Linked DNA regions of Homo sapiens: region 1 is linked to region 2. The links are chromatin contacts, found by Hi-C or POLR2A ChIA-PET in ENCODE. All regions are on one chromosome and are shown on one strand. Each heading gives the region's core, a stretch centred on a gene start or an enhancer-like site at or near the end of the contact. The rest is flanking DNA. Distances are from core to core; before and after follow the strand shown. Region 1 holds the start of ACOT9 (acyl-CoA thioesterase 9). Region 2 holds the start of ZFX (zinc finger protein X-linked).

The links. A loop is a pair of places that touch in the nucleus more often than their neighbours do. ChIA-PET counts read pairs that join two places held with the same protein, here RNA polymerase II (POLR2A). Pooled maps may share reads with other maps.
Region 1: a pooled map shows a loop between it and region 2 (11-fold over the local background). The contact joins the promoter of ACOT9 here to the promoter of ZFX in region 2. A Hi-C loop is called at or near these places in 3 of 37 single-sample maps with no recorded cell type and 18 of 50 pooled maps. POLR2A ChIA-PET finds 5 or more read pairs at or near these places in 4 of 52 experiments (AG04450, GM12878, PC-3 and 1 more).

The regions. Positions count from the first base shown.
Region 1 is chrX:23,741,687-23,748,536 of GRCh38, forward strand. ACOT9 (acyl-CoA thioesterase 9) reads right to left here and starts at 1,590. Exons shown (of 16, transcript NM_001037171.2): 1 at 1,439-1,590. The coding sequence starts at 1,458. RefSeq lists an enhancer at 1,120-1,169 and a silencer at 1,440-1,759.
Region 2 is chrX:24,145,698-24,152,537 of GRCh38, forward strand. It overlaps ZFX (zinc finger protein X-linked), which reads left to right and starts at 4,032. Exons shown (of 10, transcript NM_003410.4): 1 at 4,032-4,097; 2 at 5,994-6,103. It overlaps ZFX-AS1 (ZFX antisense RNA 1), which reads right to left and starts at 3,957. Exons shown (of 3, transcript NR_046657.1): 1 at 3,858-3,957; 2 at 3,056-3,145; 3 at 528-754. RefSeq lists enhancers at 3,369-3,468, 3,675-4,488 and silencers at 3,579-3,938, 3,999-4,408, 4,429-4,478, 4,529-5,038.

The DNA.
Region 1 (6,850 bases), core at 340-2,839, 410 kb before region 2:
TTGTTTGAGACAGAATCTCACTGTGTTGCCCAGGCTGGAGTGCAGGGGCGCGATCTCAGCTCACTGCAACCTCTGCCTTCCGGTTCAGGCGATTCTCCTGCCTCAGCCTCCAAAAGTAGCTGTGACTACAGACATGCACCACCACTCCCGGCTAATTTTTGTATTTTTAATAGAGACGGGGTTTCACCATGTTGGCCAGGCTGGTCTCGAACTCCTGGCCTCAAGTGATCCATCCACCTCAGCATCCCAAAACGCTGGGACTGCAGTCGTGCACCACCACACCCGGCCTCAATAGAATTTTCAAGAAAGGAACACAGGGTTATAAGAGAAAGCACCTGAACAAGACCATGGAGCTTTTGTAGAAGACCTTTCACATTGCAAGCTAAAGTCAACTGTGGCCCCTCTCATAATGACTTTCAGTCTGCCTTCAAATAGTTTAACAAAGGTTTTTTGTTTGTTTTTAAGTACTATAAACAAGACAGAACCCTTACAACTGATAACAAAGTCCCCAGGAACAGTGAGTGAGTGAGAGAGAGAGAGAGAGAGAGAGGGAGAGAGAGAGAGAGAGAGATATCCAGGACCCCCAAGAGAATTGATGGGGTTAATGTGAGTCAAAAGCACTATGAGTCACATCAGGGGGACAGGCCCACTGGCAGCGAGATAACTTCAGAAACTGGAGCAGGTGTGAGCCCCCTGGGATGCAGCCAGGCAGAAAACTTGGAAAGGGTGGCATGCTCGGGTGAAAGGGATTAGGGAGAGCTAGACACGCTCTGGAGTCTAAGGCCCTCAGGCCTTAACTGTGCCAGCTGGGAAGATTACATATACAAAAAGGCATCCTCCCTTACCCACGTGGCCCAATCAAAGCACCCAGCCTCTTATAAGGGCTTTGCGGCTCATTAAAGTTAAGTTCAAATTGGCACCAGGGTCCTAGACGCACAGTCCTAGGGTCCTGGGAGCCAAAAGGTACCCTGTAATCTCTGCCAATGTTACAACAAACTTAAGTAAGAGCCGAAGTAGGTCAAGCATTTAATCCTAAAAATGTTCTCCAAAGGAAGATGAAGGGCTAGAGGTAACATAGAACTCCAAATATTATCTTTCTGACAAGGGGCTACCCCGACGCGGCTACCAACCACACCCCGGATGAGCAAGGCCAAAGGAATTTTAGGGAACACCCAACTTCCTCCCTTAAAAGTGCTGCTTTGCTTTTAATATCAAACTCAGTGCTAGAAGTCGCCAAAGTGGGGGCGAGGTTCTCCCAACCAAAGGCCGGCGGGCTTATGTCCGGTCGGAGGTACAGTGGGCGAGCGCCCCTTATCATAGAGCCCAAATGCCCATGCGTGGCCCACTTCTTCCGCCGGGGCCAGCCCGAAGCTCTAGGGGAAGACGATGGCACCCCAGGCTACCGCCCTGCCAGCCCCTTCCACGCCCCGCCACCTACCGCAGTGCTGCCCGCCTCATTGCGCTAGGCTGCCGTGCGCGCGATGGAGAACCGGGCCCCGCGCGCTAGTCGGCGGAGGGAAACTGAGGCGATAAAAGACGCACGAGTACCAGACCGCGCCCTTGCTGAGGACAGCCCGGGAGCCGGACAGCGGTGTCCGGGGGCGGGACCGCGGCGTCCAGGGGGCGTGGCCGCGCTGTGCCGGGCGGACCCTACCCGTTCATTGGCGGGAGGCTGGAGTCCGCCTCTGCGGAGCTTCCCACTCAATCAGTTGTGCGGGTCGTGTTGCTACAGCGAGGACCGGCCTATTCTCGGTTGAGTAAACGAACCACGCAGCAACGCCAGGGCGTGACGTCGAGAAGAGGCCCGGCTCTGCCTAGTGGAGCTTGTCTCCTTTATCCTTGATCCCCGCGCCTTGGCTCCGTCTGTTCTTCCCCTTGGCTGCACATTGGAATCTCCTGGGCAACTTTCCAAAATACTGATACTTGGCCGGGCGCGGTGGCTCACGCCTGTAATTCCAGCACTTTGGAAGGCCTAGGCGGGCAGATCACCTGAGGTCAGGAGTTCAAGACCAGCCTGGCCAACATGGCGAAACCCTGTCTCTACTAAAAATTCAAAAATTAGCCAGGCGTGGTGGCAGACGCCTGTAATCCCAGCTACTCGGGGGACAGGCACGAGTATCGCTTGAACCTGGGAGGCGGAGGTTGCGGTGAGCCGAGATCGCACCACTACACTTCAGCTTGGGCGACAGAAGGAGACAATGTCTCAAAAAAAAAACAACAAAAAACTGATGCTTGAGACCCACTGGCTGGAGATTCTAGTTTAGTCCTGGGTGCGGTCTGGGCTTCGGGATGATGTCTAAAGATGCCCCCAGGTGATGCTAATGTAACCAAAGGCTAAAAACCACTGACCTAACAGGAAAAAATTGTTCCTCTCCTCTTCTCGGCCTGACCCCCAATGTTTGATATCTTGGGCGAGCTAGAGAGATTCAAGGCCAGAGAGTTTAAGATTATTTCACCCTACGATCTAATTCTCCATTTCTTTCAACGAATTATTATTGAGCTGTTTGCATTGTGCCAGGCACTATTGCAGAGGTTGGGGTTGCAAAAAGAAAAAAGGACAAAAATCCCCGCCCTTAAGGGGCTTGCCTCTTGATAAGGAAGGAAAACAAATCAACAAACAAGTTAGCAAATAACATGATCTCAAATATGGTAAAGCGGTTTAAAGGGGAAATAAGGTAACGAGTGGGGATCTTTTGAGAATATAAGCAAGTCTTGCTTTGCCTCTAAATACGGCAATTTCCTAAAAGGCAAGGGCCATATGCTTTTTCGCAATACCCCATACTTAGTAAAAATGTATTGATTTGAATTAAGCTAGCTTTCTGTTTTGAATCACTTCATGAGTTACACATGGAGCATGGTCTTCGGCTTTCTCTTTCTACTGAATTTTCCCTGCTTTTATCAATCTCACATCTGGAAGACTCCCCTTTTAGCCTACAAGGATCTCTCCTTCATTTTTGTTCACATTGTCTTTTCATTTTTGTCACATTGTTCACATTGTTCACAAGTCACTTTTCAGTGATTGTCTTGTTGGTTTTGGGTCAGCCATATTTCTTTATACTCTACCACACCTAACACAGAGGGCAATAAATATTGTATTGAATTATGCTATTTTTGTTCTTCTTTTTACTTGAACTTTTCTTTGAAGCAATAGGAGGCTCAGGGAGAAAAAATAAGTACAAGAGAGAATTTTTTGTAAATGGTATAATAGGTAGGTACAGTTTATAGTTTTTCCCGCAATCAAGTCGCCTTCCGTCAATTTCCAAATTATAAAGACACATTCTCATCAATATAATAAACACCATCGATTTTGGCTGGAACAGCTGAAACCAGGGACTTAATGCCATGCAGATGCCTTCTCTCTATTGCTTATCTTTGCTTTCCTTTGCATACTGGCTTCATTCTTTTTTCTCTCTATGTAATGACATTCTCCATATGGCAATAGAAGCTCCTGAACTTTACATCTTACAACCACAGCCACACACATACAGACTGACTGAAATTTCTACGGCCCAAATACAAAAAAGTTCTGAGAAGAGATTCATTGGTCCAATTTGGATCAGGTACACACTCCTGGACTAGCCAACTGTGGCATCAGGGTAAGGAACCCTTGCCCTGACTTACCAGGAACCCCCTCACCCAGACTCATGGCCAGGTACTGGGTCACAATCTACTAACATGGTTATTTCTGTAAGTAACTGTACAGATGGGGATACGGAGCACCTTCTTAGAAAAGGAGTACCGAGGCCGGGTGCGGTGGCTCACGTCTGTAATCCCAGAACTTTGGGAGGCTGAGGCGAGTGGATCAACTGATGTCAGGAATTCAATACTGGGCTGGCCAACATGGTGAGACCCCTGCCTCTACTAAAGATACAAAAATTAGCTGGCTGTGGTGGTGGGCGCCTGTAATCCCAGCTACTCGGGAGGCTGAGGCAGGAGAATCGCTTGAACCTGGGAGGCGAAGGTTGCACTGAGCTGAGATCGCGCCACTGCACTCCAGCCTGGGCAAGAGACTCCATCTCAAAAAAAAAAAAAAAAAAAAAGAAAGAAAGAAAAGAAGAGGAGTATGGAGCAGCCAACCACATAGATGTCCACTAGAAGGTTAAAGAGGGAAAAAAATGATCACATCACTTAGCCCACCTACCTTAGTTGTAACTTCAGGGAACCCCTGCTAGACCTAGCCTGCCCAGCATTCATCCACGAGTCTCTAACTACCTCAATTGGCAGCATGCATAAAATTCTTAAAACAGCTTAGCAACTCTGATTTCTGTGTGTGTTGTTGTTGTCGTCATTATTATCAAGCATATATGCTATACCACATTTTGGATAGCAGAGAAGGAAGGGGAAATGGTCACAAAATCAAAACAGGAAACATACAACAATTGTATAGTGGTGAGAATCACCGTCCTTAAGTAACAGGTTCTCTACCCAACCTTTTTGTTTCCTGTTATGTTCTATTAGTTCTATTTTAATATGGTCTCAGGATAACAGAGATGGTATCAATTGTGTAATTAAAAGTTACTTAATCATGCACTGACAGATACATAAGATATTAATGTCGTTATTACAAGTAAAACAATAAAATCAAATAACAAGGCTGGAAAGCAGTATCCCAGCACTTTGGGAGGCTGAGGTGGGTGGATTGCTTAAGAACAGGAGCTCAAGACCAGCCTGGTCAACAGAGCAAGACCCCATCTCTACAAAAAAAAAAAAAAATTGTTTAAATCAAACAACAAAACCTAACAAGGCATTGTCAGGTCTTCTTCTTTTTTTTTTTTTTTTTTTTTTTTTGAGACAGAGTCTCGCTCTGTTACCAGGCTGGAGTGCGGTGGTGCGGTCTCAGCTCACTGCAACCTCCGCCTCCTGGGTTCAAGCGATTCTCCTGCCTCAGCCTCCCAAGTAGCTGGGATTACAGGCACGTGCCACCACACCCGGCTAATTTTTGTATTTTTAGTAGATATGGGGTTTCACCATGTTAGCCAGGCTGGTCTTGAACTCCTGACCTCGTGATCCTCCCACCTTGGCCTTCCAAAGTGCTGGGATTACAGGCGTGAGCCACCGCGCCCGGCCAAAGGCATTGTTAGTTCAATCTAGTATTATGAGTGAAAAATATCCAGTTACCATCTTTCCTTGGGCTGCTGAATAATATATACTTTTGGATATCTGATTTAGGTAGAAAATGTTCCTGGAAAACTGTCATCAACTTTCAAACAAAGTGATTCGAACTACGATTTCATTAGGACACAGAAACTTTTTAAAAATATATCTTATTTCCTCAATTATTCAGATTATACAAAAGGATCCACAATAAAGTTAGGAGGGGAGGGCCAGGCACGGTGGCTCACGCCTGTAATCCTGGCACTTTGAAGCTCGAGGCAGGCAGATCACCTGAGGTCAGGAGTTCAAGACCAGCCTGGCCAACATGGCAAAACCCCCATCTCTACTAAAGGTAAAAAAAATGAGCAGGGCATGCTGTCGCGCGTCTGTACTCCCTGCTACTTGGGAGGCTGAGTCAGGAGAATTGCTTGAACCTGGGAGGCGGAGGTTGCAGTGAGCCGAGATGGTGCCACTGCACTCAAAGCCTGAGCGACAGAGGGAGACTCCATCTCAGAATATAAATAATAATAGTAATAATAAAGTCAGGAAGGGAGAAGGAAACAATGTAAAAGTATTTTCCAGCTGGGCACAGTGGCTTACGCCTGTAATCCCAGCACTTTGGGAGGCCGAGGCGGATGGATCACGAGGTCAGGAGTTCGAGACCAGCCTGGCCAATATGGTGAAACCCTGTCTCTATAAAAAATTCAAAATTAGCTGGCCGTGGTGGCGCACACATGCAGTACCAGCTGCTCAGGAGGCTGAGGCAGGAGAATCGCTCGAACCCAGGAAGCGGAGATTGCAGCGAGCCGAGATCGTGTCACTGCACTCCAGCCTGGGTGACAGAGTGAGACTCCGTCCCAAAAAAAAAATAATAAAAAAAAGTATTTTTCACCCTAACGTTAAAGAAAAAAACAGAAAGACTAGTGGGCTGTTACGTGAATGTGCTTAGTTTTTTGTTTGTTTTTGTTTTTTGTTTTTTTTTTGAGACAGAGTCTCGCTCTTGTTGCCCAGGCTGGAGTGCAGTGGCCCAATCTCGGCTCACTGCAACCTCCACCTCCTGAGTTCAAGCTATTCTACTGCCTCAGCCTCCTGAGTAGCGGGGACTACAGGTGCCTGCCACCATGCCTGGCTAATTTTTGTAATTTTGTGGCCCCCAGCTCCACTTTTATGACTGCTCTTCAAATCCAAGTGTTGAAAGGTTCTCGTCCACGAGGCTGAGGCGGGAGAATCACTTGAACCCAAGGAGGCAGAGGTTGCAGTGAGGTGAGATCGCGCCATTGCACTCCAGCCTGGGCAACAGAGACTTCATCTCAAAAAAAAAAAAAAAAAGAGAGAGCGAGAGAAAGGTTCGTGTCTTTAGAAATGCTTTTCCAGGCCGGGCACGGTGGCTCACACCTTTAATCCTAACACTTTGGGAGGCTGCAGCAGGTGGATCACTTGAGGTCAGGAGTTCAAGACCAGCCTGACCAACATGGTGAAACCCTGTCTCTACCAAAAATCCAAAAATTAGCCGGGCACGGTGGTGCACAACTGTAATCCCAGCTACTCAGGAGGCTGAGGCAGGAGAATTGCTTGAACCCGGGTGGCAGAGTTTGCAGTGAGCCGAGACCACGCCATTTGCACTCCAGCCCAGGCAACCAGAGCAAAACTCAGTCTCAAAAAACAAACAAACAAAAGAAATGCTTTTCCCTCTAACAATTTTCTCTTGCTTAAAAATGGCAAACATGGCCAGGCACGGTGGCTCACGCCTGTCATT
Region 2 (6,840 bases), core at 2,782-5,281:
GCTTTCTGCTATAAGGAGATGTTCCTGGCTTATCTTATACTTTCCTGCTCCAGCCCTGGAATCAATCACTTCTCCCTTTCCTTTGGTGGGAAACTGTAGAGGCCCCAACTTGGACACCAGGGGTGCTCACTGCTACTGCTCATTGTTTCTAGGCCTCTATATTGATTTTTTTATCTCTTTAGTGGAGCTAGTTTGTTTGCTGTGCCCTGTGATTTATAATCCATGAAGAATTTGGCTATTATTTTCAGGAATTAAACAATGTCTTGTTCGACTAATGACTCATGTAAAAAGCACTGCTTGAAAATCACCTATTTGCCAGTCATTGTTTATTTTAAAATTATTCTCCTTGGGGAGAGTGTGTGGCTTAAGGGCTCAGATGAAAAATTCTTACTTGGCATTAATTATGGCCAACTGAATTCCAACAGAAGATGCAACTTGCTCACGCTAAGTATAACCTAAGTATCAGGTGTCAGATAAATGGTTAATTTTTGTAGGGCATGCTTAGTTCAATAAAACTAGGGCCTTTCTAGGGGAAGATAAATATTTTTTAATGTTTGGGATACAAAAAAAAAAAAAGAATTACCACAACTTTATTCAAGAAGGTCTACATTTTCTCATAAGCCAATAATTTATTGCTTCTTATTTGAATTCCCATCAGTCTCCGATGTGGAGTGAAAATCAACAGCTTCTTTTCTGACTAATCTTTCTCTGGAAAAATGATTGAAAGGCCTTCTATCGTTTCTGGCTCAAGGACCTATAAACATGTCAGAGATTTTTAGTTAATTTATTAAAACACTGTCAAAACCTTGAGTAAATGCTTTTAACTATCTGATGTACATTAACAGCTCTGAAGGAACAAATACATTTTAGCACGTAATCAAAATTCCTTTTACTGCTTTGAAACCAGCTATTTTGTATTCATAGCATTCTCTTTTGAAATGTTCTGCTCTCGACCTCCCTAGATAAAATTTCCTTTTATTATGTTTACTTAAGTGAGAAAATGAAAGTACTTAGGAATGTTTTTATTTTGCCTTACACAGCCTCCTTATTCGAGTTCCCCAAGGGCAAGCACATCTTTGTTACTTCCTGTGCCCAGAATTCTAAAGGTCCCTAATACGAAAACAATTATCAAGGCAAGATAGGCTGCAGTAGGTCCTTTAAGTGCAAGATGTCTGGTGCTTAATTACCAAATGCTTTCAAGGATCTTAGGTGTCCTCAAGGTCCTATTGTGAGTACTTTCATAAAATGCATTTTGTATTTTGTCACATCAAACAATTTCTGATCTCTGCTGTTTACACTTCCTTTTCATCTTCACTTTATCATGAGTATAATACTAAGTGTACTTCTAGTGAAATGATTTTTACCATTGTTCTTTTACCAGTTAAACAATGTTCTTTACAGACTTCCATAAATGGGCTTAAAGTACAACTTTACCTTTTTTTAACTAAAAAAAATATAGTTGACCTTATCTGTATAGTCATCTATAAAATAACTGGACTTTATAAAGTTTGCTGGACTTTAATAAAGGTTTATCTAATCTAATAGAACTAGGCCATCCTTTCTTTGTTTCCCACCAAAGTTAACAGTCTCTTCCTGTATGAAAAGTAATGACAAAGGGCTCTTTGAAAGTATCAATCCCTAAACTACTTGTGATCTTTTAAACTGAGAAAACTTCTTTTTCTTTCATGCTCCTTGGACACTGTTTTCTTAAGTGCTTTACACTGGTGGATGTATAAGTATTTTTGATGGTAATTATGGAAAAACTAACAAGAATGGTGACATTAGGTTTTTCTGTCTTGAACATGCTGCTTACAGTTGCATGGATGAAGTGAGGCTCTATTCTTCTTCTTTTTTTTTTTTTTTAATAGAGACGAGGTCTCACCATGTTACCCAGGCTAGTCTTGAACTCCTGGGCTCAAGTGATCCTCTCGCCTCGGCCTCCCAAAGTGCTGTGATTACAGGACTGAACCAGGGAACCTGGCCTCCATTCTTGCCATACCGTAGCATCACACTGAGGCCCTTGGAAAGTACTTAAACGCTGATTATCAATGTTTTGAAATATTAATGTGGGCGGCCGGGCACGGTGGCTCACGCCTGTAATCCCAGCACTTTGGGAGGCCGAGGCGGGTGGATTACCTGAGGTCAGGAGTTGGAGACCAGCCTGGCCAACATGGTGAAACCCCATCTCTACTAAAAAAATAGAAAAATTAGCCAGGCGTGGTGGCAAGTGCCTGTAATCCCAGCTACTCGGGAGGCTGAGGCAGGAGAATCGCTTGAACCCCGAAGGCAGAGGTTCAGTGAGCCAAGATCACGCCATTGCACTCCAGTCTGGGAGTGCAAGAAATATTAATGTGGGCACACAAGCTATTTCTCATTTTTTTTTATTGAAACAACATTGCTTAGTTTCATTTACCTTTCTGTGAAATGTCTTTCTGTGAAAGTCTATCACAGCCTGATGTAATTTTTATAAACAATGAATACATGCTGTTACTATTTTTGAAAGGAAATTTAATCGCTTGGAAAAATTCAGACTAAAGCCCCGAGAGGAAAATTATCATCCAGTGCATGCTCAGAGATTTCTTCTTACTCTACTTTTGTTTTTCCTTTTTGAAAGCATTTGTGATTGAGAGATGTCTGAGGGAAGGGACAAATTGCATTCTGGGAGTTTTAAAGAGTTATGTCAGGCAACTAAAATACGTGGCCTCTGTATTTAAAGAGATTTCACACCAGTATACTATTTGCTTTATAATTTTTGTGTTTCTTATTGTTTAAAAATGCCTTTAACATTTAGTGCTGTGTTAAAGGATAGCATGCCAGATTCCAGATTAATGTAAAGACTCCACTATTTAACTTTTCCCTAGTAACTTTAAAACAGAGTTTGGGTTCCAAGTTCAGCATGGAAAGATAGCATAAACATTTAAACTAAGTAAAGTGCGAAATACACATTTTTGAAGTTGGTAAGTGCTGTTTAATCATTTTCCCCTTCTCTCCCAAGTCTTTTGAAACTTCAAAAGGCTTGTTTAAGCAGTGTGTTTAAAAAAAAAAAAATCCATACCCAATTGGGCTCCTCTCTATTAAGGAATGTGGAAAATTCATGATTTATGAAACGATGACACCAGTCTTACATTTCACAGGCTCCCAAGCTCTGAAACACGGGTACATAGGAAAATACACAGAAAATTCCTGTTCTTTGCAACGTGCGAAACGTTTCAAAATGCAACTTTGCTCATCTCCCTCCCCCGTACAAACTAATAAAATCAGTTTGGCTCTGACTGCTTATTTTTAAAAAGTAGACGGCCTGGTAGGTGCTCTAGGGATAACCCTTCTCCCCCCACTCCACCCCCCTTCCCGCACACCCATTTAGACTGGCAAGCCCGTTTTCATTTTATTTCAAAGATTTTTTTTTTTTAAGCGAAGGCAGGGGACGGCGGGGGTTGCTAAATTTATCTTCCTCCCCAGCCACGGGGATGAAGAAAACACATTTACTGCGGGCGGGGGTCTGAGGGCCTGCAAACAACTCGAGCTGGAGCCTCGGCCAGGACCGGCGCGAGAGGCGGTAGGTCTCCAGGGAGGCCCCCGGGGGGCGGCCGCGGCCCACGGGACATGGTGGGGGGCGGCCGGGCCGCCTGCCTCTCCGCGGGGTCGGCCGACCGCGGCCCCGCGCGGGCTTTACGGCCGAGGCGGCGGCGGCAGCGGCGCGTGTGTGGCGGCGGCGGGCGGGAGCGCGGAGGAGGTGGAAAGAAGGGGGGCGCTGTCACGGAGACTCCGGCCGCCGGAGACCCCGCCGCAGCGAGGCCACTGGGCTCCCCGGTCGCGGGGCGGGAGCGGCGCCGACACGGGGTGCCAGGAGGACCCACCGGGCGGAGGAGGGGGCCTGTCTACCCTTCCGCATTTTCCTGGGTCTCTCTCCCGGGCGGTGACGTGACGTGCTGACGGCGGGCCCGTGCCGGGGAGCTGGGCCGCTTTTTGTCAGCTCCGAGCTCGGCCCCTCCTCCCTCCCTCCGCCCGCCCCACCAGCCGGAGCCCGGCCCAGTGCTCCAGAGAAAGGCCGGCCTGCAGCACCCGCCACCGTCGCCGGCCGCCCGCACGTCCGTCCGGTGAGTCCCGGGTGCCGCCGCGGCCGCGGGGCCTAGTGCGCGCACAGCGGCCTGGTCTCGGCCTGGTCGGCGGCCCGCAAGGCGCCCTCCCGCGCTAGGCCGGGCGGCGTGGCGCGCGGCGCCGAGCAGGCCCCGAGGAGGCCGCAGTTAGGCCCGGGGAGGAGCCCGGCTGCCCCGAGCGGCGGCGGAGGCGCGCTCCGTAAGCGGGCGGGGGTTGGGGGAGGGTCGCCCGGTTGTGCCGGAGGCGGTCGAGGGGCCCCGGGTCGGCTCCGCGGCCGACCTGGGGCACCGCGCCGGGGTGAGGCCTGGCGAGGAGGCGAAGGCTGCAGGCGTGAGGTGAAGGCCGCAGGCCGGCCGGGCCGATTTTCGCTATGTAAATATCGGTGAGGGGGGGGGAGGGACGGGGGACAAGATGGCGGCGGCTCGGCGCCTGCTGCAGGGGACGATAGAGGGGGTTGCCGGGAGGGGGAGCCGCCATCTTGGAGGCGGTGTCTGGAGAGAAAATTCCGCTACAGCCCGTGAGGGGGGGTGGGAGAGCGGGCGGCGGCGGCAGCGGCGCCGGTGACGGGCCCCGGAGGCCCGGCGCGGCGGCGTGTGCGCGCGGAGGGGCGTGCTCGCTCCCCGTGGCGGCCATTGCCCTTGCCGCCATGATGAGCGCTCGGGCTCCAGGCGCTCGGCGGCAGCGCCACCTTCCTGCCTTGCCTCCCGCAGCCCCGTGACTGGCTGCAGTTTCCGCTGCGTTTCAGCTGAGCTGCCGCAGGCGGCCACCGCCGCCGCCCGGACGCCGGGACCGTTTCACCCTCAGCGCCCCTGGCCCTGCGCCTTCCCCCGCGCCTGTAGCCACCCGAGGGCAGTCGGGGCAGGTGGCATTCCGGACACCTGGGCTTACCAGGGCATACGGGACCCCAGGAAATGTTATTTTTGCTTAAGTCAAATCATATGTGGCTGCTAAGGTGCTTTCGATGCAGTTGTTTTTCCAACAATCTTTGCCGCCCCGAGTATCTGAATAAAGGAAGAAAAATAAAGATTGATGGGAAAGTTTTTGCCATTCTTTTGTCCTATAGGGAAAAAAATTGCACAACACGAGAGCGGAGGAATAAAATTTTGAATCATTCGTACTCATTTATGTGGAAACAACTTTCTTGAAAAACGATTTAAGTAGTGATCTGTTGGTGGTATTTTTTTAAATCGAGGAATAAGGGCAGACTTTTTTATTTTCTTATTGGAGGACAACTTAGTGTGGTGCATATTTATTGTGCATTTGCCTGTCATGGTATTTCGATTTTTCATTTGTGAAGTTTTAAGGCGGAGTTTCATCCCCTAACGTACTTTTTTGATTGCACACTGTGCAACTTTCTTGATAAACTCGGAGCCTACTGTTAGCGATGCACCGTGCTAGATGCTAAGAAACATTAAAAAGGTTCTTGTAATGCAGACGGTGGCTGCAAGAAGTCTCATGTTTAGAGGTAGGTGGGGCAAGGTGAAATGCAGTAAAGTGAGAGGTACAACTAATTACTGGGATTTCCGAGGGAAGCAAGGTTGCCATTGGAGGATCAGGGAGGGACGGGTTCCTGAAGTATTAATAGGTGGCATTTTGAGAAGGTTACCGAGGGATGGGTAGGACTTTGTTAGGTAGAGGTGGAGGTGGAGAAAGGACGTTTCAAGGGTGAAGCTTCTTCAGTAAACAGTAAGTATTTACAGTTTGGCAAAAGTGGATGGTATAGGTAGGGGAGTGGTGGGAATTCAGGCTAGAAAAGTTAGATTGCAGAAGGGCTTGCTTGCCAGGTGGAGGGGCTTATACTCAATGGGGTAGGCAGCGGGGGTGCCCTCAACTAGAAGAGTGATGGCACACCTGAGCTGCACCTTGTTATTTACTTATTTTTTATTTTGAGACAGGTTCTTGCTATATTGCCCCAGGCTGGTCTCGAACTCCTGGGCTCAAGCCGTTCTCCCGCCTCCCACTGCCCGCCTGTCACTGCCGTCTGTTCCCTGAGCTGTGCTTTACGGTACTTAGTAGTTCCATTGGACTAGGAAAAGTTTCAAAGTTGAAAAATAATGAGAGTAGTAAGTTGATCAGTGTTTTCATTATCAGAACGATTACAAGAATGTTCAGAAGTTAAGCAAATTTTGCTACTTTTGGAACGATGCGTCTCTATTAAGACAGCTGCTCCTTTTTTCTATCCTGATTTCTCATCCGAAATAATCTTTTGCTCAGAGTTGTCAGAATTTCTATGGTACACAAATAGGGAGGGGTTTCTAACATTTCATTTACCATGGTTGAAAAGTACAGGACTAGTGCTGTGGGTTATTTGACGAAAATGAGAAATGAGTATTCCCGTGGTAATTTTTTTTTTTTTTTGAGACTGAATCTCACTCTGTCGCCCAGGCTGGAGTGCAGTGGTGTGATCTTGGCTCATTGCAACCTCTGCCTCCCGGGTTCAAGTAATTCTCCTGCCTCAGCCTCCCGAGTAGCTGGGACTACAGGACCCTGCCACCATGCCTGGTTAATTTTTGTATTTTTAGTAGAGACAGGGTTTCATGTTGGCCAGGCTGGTCTCGAACTCCTGACCTCAAGTGATCTGCCTGCCTTGACCTCCCAAAGTGCTGGGATTACAGGCATGAACCACCGTGCCCTGCCTGTTTCCTAGAATTTTATGATGGAAACCTTTAGGTGGCATAGATACCCATTTTCAGTTTTTCCATTTTTCTAGACTGTAACAGGTCGTGAGCAGCGGTGCTCCAT